2 separate regions of the Homo sapiens genome follow, and region 1 is linked to region 2. A link is a contact called in ENCODE Hi-C data. All regions are on one chromosome and are shown on one strand. The core of a region is the stretch at or near the end of the contact, and the rest is flanking DNA. Distances in the headings are between cores, read along the strand shown.

Evidence for each region. A loop is a pair of places that touch in the nucleus more often than their neighbours do. Pooled maps may share reads with other maps.
Region 1: a map of naive thymus-derived CD4-positive, alpha-beta T cell shows a loop between it and region 2 (8-fold over the local background). The contact joins the promoter of CASK here to the promoter of MID1IP1-AS1 in region 2. A Hi-C loop is called at or near these places in 2 of 168 maps with a recorded cell type or tissue (CD8-positive, alpha-beta T cell and naive thymus-derived CD4-positive, alpha-beta T cell) and 8 of 50 pooled maps.

What each region holds. Positions count from the first base shown.
Region 1 is chrX:41,918,849-41,925,131 of GRCh38, reverse strand. CASK (calcium/calmodulin dependent serine protein kinase) reads left to right here and starts at 1,578. Exons shown (of 27, transcript NM_001367721.1): 1 at 1,578-2,202. The coding sequence starts at 2,144. It also overlaps the pseudogene RNU6-202P. RefSeq lists silencers at 1,224-1,803, 2,074-2,123.
Region 2 is chrX:38,802,104-38,807,685 of GRCh38, reverse strand. MID1IP1-AS1 (MID1IP1 antisense RNA 1) reads left to right here and starts at 3,803. Exons shown (of 2, transcript NR_046706.1): 1 at 3,803-3,953. MID1IP1 (MID1 interacting protein 1) reads right to left here. Exons shown (of 3, transcript NM_021242.6): 2 at 3,273-5,151; 3 at 1,154-3,003. The coding sequence starts at 2,739. The coding sequence ends at 2,188. RefSeq lists a silencer at 3,471-3,690 and enhancers at 3,493-4,334, 4,335-5,176, 5,510-5,582.

The DNA of each region.
Region 1 (6,283 bases), core at 329-2,828, 3.1 Mb before region 2:
AAAAGAAGTGAAGCTGACAAGGTGACTTGAGAGGGTCCCTGTGCACTTCAGGGCAGAATGGAGTGACGCCTTATTCATTAGACATGAGCTGGACATGCCAACTTGTGGTGAGTAACTCTTGGACCCTTAAAGGAGGCAATGTTTCTCAAGTTCTGAAGCCCCCGTCTCTAGAGAATGCACAAGCTCTTTGAGAAAGGAGGAAAACCGTGTGCAATTACACTTGTCCTCTGATCTGCATTTAAAAAAAAAAAAAAGGTTTAGTACCCAAATCCTTAGCAGGCAAATCTCTCAGCCTTTTGAGGGAGTGGTCAAGGGTTTGCACGAAACGTTTCTGAAGAGAAAATAGGCTGTGAGTCTCCACATCACCCCCTCCACTTTGGTATTAATAAATACTTTTTTTAAAAAAAATACTGCACTGAGAAATTTACCAGACGATTTCTGGAAACTGACTTATGAACTAATTGGGCACTTTTGCTGTGCGGAGGAACAAAGACACTATTGGTCTTCAACTGAGGCATATACCTGTCTGATGGCGCTGGCTCATTCCGCACATGCTCAGTTGAACAGAAATCTTCATATTGAATGCAACCTAGCACAGCGGCAACACCCAGAACCTCACTCCCTGGCTGCTCCTGTGCCTGCACTCCCTCTAGTTGCATTCTGTTCCTGACAAGTCTAACATTTATAGGGAGTATAGAGAGCAGAGTAGGTCCTGGGAGTTTGAGGACAATATACAAATGAGCTTAAAGTCACGGTTTGTCCCTGCCTTCCTAGCTTCTCTCTAGGTTGGTCTCTAGTGAGGGTAGGCGCTGGATAGATATTTGTTGAGTTTGGGGCAGAACGTGGGAGAAGCTGTCTCTATAGATGACCGTTTGCTGTCGCACACCTTCCTAGGCAGTTTTTGTTTAGTCCTTTTCTTGGACGACCTCCCCTTACCCCCAGCCCTCATCTTCATTAAGGAATGACAGGGTAGCACTAAAAGCATCCGCTGCCAAGCACGGATTCAGTGACAACCTCTCTCCACCTCTCTTTTAGCTTTCTCATTCATTAGCACCCTTTCCCTGCCTCTTTTCCCAGCAAAAAACTGGGAAAGGCTCCCTGCGATTACAAAAGAAGGAAAGGGGAGCGGCCAGAGTTTCGTGCCTCTTGCCGGACAACGAGCGTGCAGCCGTGGACCTTTTGTCTCCAGCCCCTTTCGCGGCTTGGTCGCGGCTAGGCGCGGAGGCGACGACCCCAACCAGCCCCGCCTCGGCAGCTGCAGCCGGCGCGCCCCACTCAACCCCCCGCGCCCTCTAGAATCCCGGTGCCCGCCCGTTCGCCGTGACGCGGCCGGCGCCCCGCGCATGCGCCGCTCGGCCCGCTCCCCTTTCCCTGGGCCACCGCCTCCCGACCGGTTGGAGTGGGCGGAGCCTGTGGTTCTGGAAGCCGCGCCGCCGACGGGGGAGGAGGGCGTGTCTGCGCGAGGCGGGTGAGCGGGGCTGGCGAGCCGGTCGGCTGCTGAGGCGTAGGGGCGGAGCAGAAGGCGGCGGCCGCGGCTCCCGCCCGCACAGAGCGCCGGTCCCGCGAAGCCCCCTCCCACTCCCGGGCGGGCGGTGGCGGCTGCGGGAGGAGGAGAAAGAGGAGGGAGCGTCTCTGCCGCCGCCTCCTGGTCCCCAGCGCCGATCCGCCGCCGCCGCCACCTCCCTCCGCGGCGATCCTCGCTCCATGGTCCTGCCGCGGCCCCCTCTGTAGCCCGAGCTGCTCCGCGACGCGACGGAGCCGGCCTCGGACAGAGGGAGCGGTCGCGGCCTCGCGGCCCGCGCGGGCTGACGAGCGGAGAGCGCGACGCCGCGCGGTCCCCGAGGATCCGCACGCCGGGCAGCGCGGCCCGAGCAGCGCGAGAAGCAGCGGGCGGGCGGGCGGCGCCGGGCCCGGGCCGCCCTCGCTCCCGCGCCCCGGCCCCGCCGCCCGCGCCGGGGCGGTCGCCTGCAGAGGAAGGCGCCGCAGTCTCTGGGCCTCGCGGCCCCACTCGAGCGTCCTCGGCACCGAGGGCTCGCGGGTCCTGAGGGGAGGAGGCGATCCCGGGGCTGGGCACTGAGCTCTTGGGCGCCCCCACCCCCGTTTTCGAAGCCCTCCACGCTGCGGCCGCTATCCCCTCCGGACCATGGCCGACGACGACGTGCTGTTCGAGGATGTGTACGAGCTGTGCGAGGTGATCGGAAAGTGAGTCTCCACGCGAGGGAGCGGGAGTGTGGAAAAATGCATTTCAGTGATGCCCCGGTCTTCCCGCACCCGCTCGGGGCCTGCCCCCTGCCCTCCCTCCTTCCCCTCTTCCCCTCTCGTCCTTCTCATCCTGGAGTATTTATAGACGTGTACCTGGAGCTCCTGCCAGGCGGGGGCCTGGGGGTTCTCAGCGGTCCATTGAGGCCACCGAGCCGAGGTTGGCCACCCCGTAAGGCGTGGGGCCGGCTGCCTGCATTTTATCTGACGGTTGCACAGGGACGTGGCACAGCCGATTTTATAGTTGCTTCAGTTGGGGTTATTGTTACCTTGCATGTACCATAGACCATTTTTGAAACAGAGCAGCTTGCATTTCCTTTGCTTGTGTGGTGAGAGAGTCCAGGGTTTTAATTGTGGGGTGTGTGTCTATTGTGCGGGATATTAGACAGATGCCTTTGTGTACACCCCATGCTCGGATTGGAGGGGGTCATTTAAGACGGGGTGCTTTCAGTTTCAGCAAATTCCCTCCTGGTGTACACGAACGTGGAAAGAGTTGGGGGCATTCGAATTTTTAATGCCTTGTTATGCAATGACTGTTCAATCAGTGCTCGAGACTCCCCTCGACTGTTGTTGGGATGGTGGTTAGCGTGGTAGAGCCGTCTGCTTTGAGTCACCGGGCTGGTCTAGAATATAGAACTGACAGTCCAAATGCTCATCCTTTCATCTGTGTTGTATAATTACGCTGGGGAAAAGCAGGGAATCAGATTAATCACAGTGCTGATTGAGAATTAAATCTGCAGTTCCTCATCTAATTGTCCATTCCTTAAATCTATTTTGAATAGTTTCCTTTTCATTCTTGTCAAACAGTACTCCAAGTGCACAATCCTGCTAATTTGCTTGTGAAGGAAATGCTGGCAATCTGAAGTTGATTTCCTAACACAGCGTGTATTCTGCGGCTTTAGAAGTTGAGGAGATAAGATTTAAGAGCAAATTTTTGCTTAATAAGGATCGCTAGAGCTAACATTGAAATATCTTACCTCTTTTTTTTTTTTTTTTTTTTTTTGGAAGCGGTGCTTTATTGTCTATTTTAAGGTCCACAGTTGGGAAATGAAACCAAGACCTTAAAGCAGTTGGCCCTATCTCTTTTAAGTTGTCTGCAGTACTCAATTTCAATTTGAGTGCTAATTTGTTTCCTTTTCTTTCCATATTGAGGTATTACAGTGTTGCCTCACATGGTGAAATTGTGGGTAGAGCTTGCTACACACTTTACTCAGACCCAATTGATGTGAGGACATGTTACTCCTTGCCCTATTGTTACATGACCAGCCAGACTTAAAAGGAAAGTATCCAAATGTGTCCTGTTAAAGTGCTTGTGGAAGTGTTCTAGAACAGCACTGTCCAAAAGATATATTATGAGCCACATTTGTAATTTAAAATTTTCTAGTAGCCACATTTAATAAAAACATACAGGTGCAATTAATTTTAATAAAATATTTTATTTAACCCTGTAGATCCAAACTTAACATTTCAACATGTAATCAATATGAAAAAATATTAATGAAATATTTTACATCTTTTATGCTAAGTCTTTGAAATCCCAATGTGTATTTTACACTAATAGCACATCTCAATTCTGACACTAAGCTACATTTCTGATGAAAATCAGAAATACTTAATCTGTATTTAGGTTTCATAAAATTTGCGTTTGCAAAAGTATATTCACATACCCAAGTTGTTCCCAATATACATAAAAGTTTTCCAATAACCGAATCAAGTACCTTTTTCTAAATTTAAATTTTAATTAATTAAAATTAAATACAATTCAAAATTCAGTTTCCCAGTCGGACCAGCCACGTTTCAGGTGCCCAGTAGCCACATGTGAATAGCACAGTTCTAGAGAGAAAAATGCATCAAAAATCTCCTTGGTTTCCTCATTCTTAGGAGCACCCAGTGAAGATAAATTAGGTGTTTCCCAAAAGCCTCCAAATGACTGTATGTGTGGGTGAATGATGTTTGTTGCATCTTAGTTATAGCTGATGTAAATGAACTAACAAAGTCATAATTGGAAAATGTGAGATTAAAATGTTAATTATATTGTGAAGATGTAAAATAGCCATCTCTGAATCAGTTTTGGTAACTAGTTCTGATTCCTTAAAGTCTGGAAGGGTGATGATGTGATCTCTTTGGATATCAAAAAGAAATGGTCAGAATCACATTAACACAGTCCATATTCTGCTGATTTGTAATTGATAGAATATTTTTCAGGAAACACCCCTGGGAGAAAAAAATTCATCTTTTCTGACTGTTTCAGAGCTGCATAAAGAGGGGCAGCAAGCTAATTTTGAGGTGATAGGTACTCTATGGCTACCTTAACTACTATGAACTGTGAAATCTCATTCATATCCTACAAAATCTGACTTGGTCAGTGCCAATTATAAAATGCCATTATGTGAAATAATGAATTCAAGCTAGCCTTATTGTTAAAGAATGTAATAATAGTGTTCCTCAATCTGAGTAAAGGTTGAAGGTTTCTCTAGTAAATTGTCTTAGTATATATTGATCTGGAAATTGAAATTAGCTTGAGATTTTCTTGCAGGGACCTTGACAGCATACATTTTTAACTTATAATTTGTTCACCTCTGAATTTGAACAGAAAGCCCTTGAAGATATTCACATGTACTGAAAACCTTTTTATTGATTTCTATCCAAGTTCTATGGAATTTTGATTTTCTTTTTTACCAAATTAGTATCACAAGTTGTTTTTCACCACTAGATCTTAATAGGTTTTAATTTTTACTAAGGTACTTTAAAATAGATTTCACTTTTCAAGACTAATTGACTACCCACTCACTCCTCTACCTACGCAACCACCTACTCACTCACCCACTGTGTACTTGGCCTTACTTGATGGCATAAATGAAAGTTCTCGTTTAATTTAGACCCTTCAGTGTGTTTTTTTCCCCCTTGGTTGAGAAAGATAACTTACAGAGTTAATGAGGTTTTGAAATATAAGATCATTATTTGGAATATGTTTTCTTTCCAGTGGTTGCAGCCTTTACCCTTGTTAAAGCTGTCTTTGAGGGAACATGTGCCCAATTTGTTACAAATATTGGAAGGATGCCGTTTCCCTTTTTAAAAATTAAAACTCTTTTCCCTGTGTTTCTCATTTTTGAAAATCTTGCAGAAACTCCTTTGAGTGACTGTTGGTTCTATAACATTTTCTATGTAACTATCTTTTAAATGACTGAAACAAATCTCCAATAATAAGACCTTATCATAGTCCCAAAACTTCTTGTCTTAGCAAATGTAGCGATTACTGGAAAGGAAGGGCGTTATGCAAATGAGGTTAATGACTAATTTTTATGTCATGATCATTTACTGTATCTTTTACAATTATAAGTAAGTGTACAACCGGTAATACTACATGAAGGAAATTTAAGACAATTCATCGAAATTAAAACATAGAAAAATGCCTACTTTCTTGGTACAGCAGTGTGTATGAAAGGGAATAACAAAATACATACCATTTTTACCTTGTGTTAGGTGAATACTTGCCCTGTTTAGTAGCCTGTAGCTTCAGACTTTCCTGCTCTGGTAGGACATACACTAAAATTGGAATGATGCAGCATGACCCTTGCTTAAGGATGACGTGCAACTTTGTGAGGCATGCTGTATTTGCTTACTCCTCGAGAGCACTTTTATTTAATTACAGTTACTTATTTATGGATCTCTCTAGTTCACTAATAAGGAGCTTCCTGAGGGCAGGGAATGTTTCTTACACATCTTTCTCCATTAACACAGTGCGTGCAATGTAACTGCCTTTCATTAGCTGTGGAATGAATTGAGTAGTTTTAATAAAATCTCATTAAAAGGCAAAAAAGCATGTTTGTCAACCTCAGAGCAATTATTGTCCGAAGAGCCTGCATTAGTTTAAAGTAGTGGTTCTCCACCTGGCTGCATATTAGAATCATCCGGGGAGCTTTTAAAAAAGATCAACGCCAGAGCCCTGTGTCAAAGCAGTGAAGTCCGAGTTTCTGGGACTGGGTCCTGGTCACTGACATTTTTTTAAAGCTCTCTGTGTGAT
Region 2 (5,582 bases), core at 2,554-5,053:
AATTCTCACTGCAACTCCATGAAGCAGTGTAGTTATTTTTATGCCTGATTACTAATGTGGCAACAGGCATGAAGTTAAATGCACACAATTAGTAGCAAGAGGATTTGCACAGTTTCTGGCTCCAAAGTCTTTGAAAGTCTTTGTGTTTCTACCATGCAGCTTTTTTCTTTTTTTCAGTTTCCTTTATTTTTTGCTTGCACTTTGATATTTTAAAGGGGACACGAGACAAGAGGCTGTATGCCTTACTTTTGGTGCTGCCTAGCTTATCTTTATACAAATTAAAGATTAACTTTCTCTGGCAACTGGCAAGCACCCATCTTGACACTTCCACATTTTTTTTCACTGCTGCTAAAAGCTGATAGACTTGAACTGCCCCTGCCCGCCAGCACCACAAAACATTTTGCTTGTTTTTTAAGACCGCTAACTTATATGTATTTTAAATTCAAGCCCTACGAGCTTAGAGAATGCCTCATGACTTCAACAAGTTGATCTGACATTTATACCCCAAAACAAATAATGAAATAAAGAATATGCAGAGCACATTCTTTTACCTTTCCCACCATCCCAGCAGAGCATCATAATGGCACCTAAGCATTCCCAAGGGCTCCACAGCAGCCTTGATCAGAACTGCTGTCCACAATTGCAGACTGGCTCACTGAAAAACTGGAAGCATTACTGGACGCCGCTCAACAAAGCTTAGCCCTTTTTGGAACTAGTGAAAGAAGTCATCGATCATGTTGTAATGCATTTAAATGTCTACTCAGATAAACATAAAAACCTGTAAGGTGTGTGCACTAGGATTAGCTGGTCTTCCCTTCTAATTTTCACTTCTCAGTAACCAAGTGAAATTTCAGCCTTGTTTTTATGCCTCAAAACACTTTAGCTTGTGCTTGAGCTTCTTAAAAAATTCAAAATGTTAATTACGCACTCCAATAAGTTAGCCAAATTGGTTGAAAGATACAATATATGTACCTTCCCAAATATTTTAAATATTTCTGAACTTTTTGTTGAGATGTATGGTCTTATCTTGGTACTGAATTAGAAATAAAGTTTGGAAGTAAATTTTGTCAGTACCTAGTTCCCAAACAAAGCTAAATACTTGCACAGATGAATATCCACCACCATGAAATACCAGAGAGAACACAAAATTTACTTTTGCTAGTAAATCAATTAAATTGATTTTTATTTAATGACGAAACCATTCATTGGCAGATTAATGAGGACCAGACGCTTGTCCAATTTAGTTGACACATTTGCTTTTTTATTTTTTAGAATATAGTCTACATCTGGATTAAAAAAAGTTTTAAATAAATTTAAGACATACAACAACAGTGGAACCCTTCATCATTCTATGTACAACACGATAGAATGTCAGTTGGTTCCATTTCGGTTAAGTCCACTTTCTCATAATAATGTTATTATTTTCACTGAGTGGCAAGCTACGTACAAGCTGGCGAAATGCCAGCTTATACACACTGGGGTGGGGGTGGGGACGGGAGTGGCACGAAAGGGATGGGGTGGGGGTGCCATAGGACTACTATACAGTGTAACAGAAAATCATTAATAAAGTAGTACCGATTACCGACAGACAGTGCTGTTTGTGCGCTTATCACAATGGAATCGCTGAAGTTTCAGAGCAAGGAGGAGATTCGAAATACTTCACACAGGGCCAATGTTACAAAAAGAAATAGTGCAAACAGGAAAACTGATGCAATCCTAGCAACGCCTGGGCCTCCACCGGCCCAACCGCAGGGCGGCGGGAGGCTACGCGCCCCGCCTTCCCCAGCACCCAGCTCCGGGCTGCTTTCCCAAGTGTGGCAACCCAGCGCCGCGCCCTGGTATGGCCCCTTCTCGGGCCCTCTCCTCCGAAAAGAACAGAAAAGAAACCCCAGGAAAGGCACAGGCTGAATGCAGGGCGTCAGCCCAGTCCCATTCCCACCAACATAGAATGCAGGCCCCCTCCCAGGAGGTTCCTTGGGCCCTCCCATCTCCGGCCACCATTTTCTTCTCTCTCACACGTGGCCCCCTCCTCCACGCAGCCCCACCGCGCCTCCTGCACGTACGCAGCCCCCCAGTTTGCAGTCTGCCCTTCCCGCCCCCCAGCCAGGAAAAAAAAAAAAAGCTTTGAGGAATGAGAGAGGGTGAGATGGGTCGAAGAAGGTGCTGGGCAGCCACGGGCGCCACGCCTCAGTGGCCCCAATTGCCGAAGCCGATCTCCTGCTTGTATCTGTTAGTGAGGATGTTGGCTTTGCGCGTGAGTTTCGAGAGCACAGTGTGCAGCCCGCGCAGGTGGTAGTGGAACTGCTGTTCCAGGTCTTCTTCGCCGGCGTCCGCACCCTCCAAGTGGCCCAGGTCCACCAGGATGTCCTTGGACTTCCAGGCACTGCCCTCCTCGCTCCCAGCCGGTGGAGGCGGCTGGTGCAGGACCCCCCACTCGATGTCGTTGCGGATGGACTTGAGAAGCACGTAGTGGCTGTACATGTCCCGAGAGGGCGCGAAAAAGCTGCCATTGGCGCTTCCCGAGTCGGGGACTGGGGGCGTGCGCTCCTCCAGGCAGCCGCCACTGCCGCCTACCTCCACGCCAACATCGTTGTCTAACCCGGGGTCAGCCAGGGGCACGTCGCGCAGCAAGCTGGGCACCATCACCGTCTGGTCCATGTTGTTCACGGCGCCAATGAAGCGATTCATGGCGTTAAAGAGCGAGTGCTTCTGGTTGTAGGTGTCGCAGATTTGCATCATGGTGGCCGCGCGGACGTTGGAGCGCAGGGACGCAGGGGCACGGGGATGGTCGGCCGGGTCAAGGGGATGCCCGCCTTCACGCGCTCTCCAAGGCCCGCGCTGGGGGCCTGGCTATAGCCGGTGTGGCGGGATTCCCGGCACTCCTCCGCCCTCGCCAACTCTCGTCTCGCTGGCAGACCGGCCCTGCGGGATGGGCGGCTTCTCCTGGCTTTGGCGCCCGGAAACTCGCGATGGCTGAGGGTGCTCTGTGGGTCGAGCCCTGGCCTGTTTGATACACGGAGACGAAAGAACAGATTAGATTATTCACCCTGCTAGGGGGCCTGGCGCCCTTGCCCGCGCGCACCCCCTTCTCTGGCTACAGCTCGTCCGGGACGGCGCCTGGGTGGCTCCCCGCGGCTGGGCAGTCCCACCTCCTCGCCCACCTACGGCCGCGGGGAGAAGGGTGTCCCCCCACCACCACAACTTCTCCCTCCGAAAAGCCTGAGCTCAAGCAACCAAGCTGGCCGGGGCAGCGATGGGGCGTGGGCACCCACCTCCTCTTGCGCCTTGAGACTCTCCTGCTCGTTGGCAATTCAGTGTTCTCGCTGCAAGCGGCTGCTACGCAAGGGCGCTGCTGCGGTCAGTGGCTGGACTGTGACTGCGGACGGCGGTGACTGCGTTGGCCCCCTACCCATCCCAGGTGCTCAATTTATAGTCCAGGAAAGGTGTCGCCGGCGCTCAGGGCCACCCCTGGTGTCTCCTCCTCCCGCCTCCCCCGGCAGCACCGAGATAAAAGGCCCAGGCCGGGATGACCGCGAGTAACACTCGCCCGGCCCTTTCTACAGCGGGGGCGGGGCGCGCCGGGCCAGCTCCGCCTCTCGCCTGATACCCGGGCTGAGGGAGGGCGCCGGGGCAGGCCAGGGCAGGGCAGGGCAGAGCAGAGGAGGAGGGATTGGAGCAGCTGGACCCCGCCAGCACCAAGCCCTGGGCAGGCCAGATGAGGAGGGCCGGGCACAGCGAGGGTCAAAAAGGCGTCGGCGTCCGGACCGACTGGAGGGTGGGGCTGGCATGTGGGGGCTGGGCGGGCCTTGCGCGCGCTCCCCGCGTGGGATGACCAGAATGCACGTGCCTTGGTTGCAGAGTGAGCCCCTCAGCCCCGAATCTGGAGTGGCCGCGGCCGGGAAACAGGAACCCGGGTTTATTATTAGCCGTCGGGGAAGAGGGGCCGGCAGCAGGTACAACTCCATCCTGGGACTCTTACGTAATAAAGGGTGACCGGGCATGCTGGGTGCACGTGGACGCGCGGTGCTCCCGCAGTGGCCCTGGCCTTGGTCAGCTATGGGGGGAGGGGAGCGTCAGAGGCTTTTGCCTCCCTCCTGGCGGGGTGGGATCTTTCCCAATCTTTCCTTTAACAGTGGTTGCCGGGGATGAAGAGGGGCACACTATCAGATCTGCTGATTCTTTGAAGAGATCTGCAAGTGGCAATGGGGAGAAGTCCATTTTTGTCCAAGTCGGCTACACAGTGATGCTGGAGAGCCTGGGCCATGTGGCCTTTTGGCTGCCAAGAGGCCAGGAGAGGGTGACAGTAGTTAGGTCTAGTCTTGGGTGTCTTTCACCATTTAACAGAGAAATGGGGAGGTGTCTAATTATTTTTGAGGGTGCTTGTGTGAAGTGTTCCTTTCAAAAGATAGTTCTTAAAGCACTGGGTCATTTAATAGGGCCTAAGCTATGTACCGAATCGCTGGATTTAACTTTTAAGAGCCTTGCACCTTGAATTTCACTTTGAGACTTCCAAACCACAGCCTATTTAATTTTTCCCATCTCATGTCCCTTGCCATATTCCTCATCCACCAGTCCTCTCTGGCAGTCCTACAATTATGTTCAATAAGATTCAAGCTTCTCATTTTAAATCCCTTTTCTCGGCCTGAAACGGTGGCTCACGCCTGTAATCCCAGCACTTTGGGAGGCCGAGGCGGGCGGATCACAAAGTCAGGGGTTCCAGACTAGCCTGGCCAACATGGTGAAACCCGGTCTCTACTAAAAATACAAAAATTAGCCGGGCGTGGTGGCCAGCGCCTGTAATCCCAGCTACTCGGGAGGATGAAGCAGGAGAATTGCTTGAACCCAGGAGGCGGAGTTGCAGTGAGCCGAGATCGTGCCACTGCACTCCAGCCTGGGCGACAGAGCAAGACTCTGTCTCAAATAAAAAAAAAAAAGATCCCTTTTCTCTAAAACTTAACAGAGGTCTCTGTCCCTAGTACAGTTTTTTCCCACGGGACAAAAAATGCCTAAGGAAGGGAGAACATAATAAAGGGGTTTCTTTCTCTCCCTCTTTCTTTCACATTAAGACCTACACTTAAATATTTTCCATAGAAAACCATCTTCCTAATTGTCTTTTGAATGAAATTCTGACTTGGTGCCACAAGGACTAATCTGTTGACAAAAAACAAACAAAACAAAACAAAGTCAGTGACCCTTGGAGACAGACCTAAGTCTGAGGACCCACTACCCCAAAACGTATTAGCTCTACATCACAGCCCATGTTTTCTTACTTGCAAAACTGGGATAGACCTATCAGGGTTTTGAAGGAAGATCAATGGAAAGAAAAATACAGGGAGGCAGGAAGCATTATATAACTTTGAAGCATTAAAATAATTTCACCTTCCTTCTCTGCACACATAGAAACTTTTCTAGCCTCAGTTTCTTTATCAAAAAAATGGAGCTTGTTCCATGGGCCGTGCCAAGGACTTTGATTAAGTTTAAATATGATAATGTAAATAAAAATCACTATGTAAATTGTAAAGTACAAAGATTAATTGTACTTGATACAGGACCTCATCATAGTGAGAGGTGTTTATGTGAAG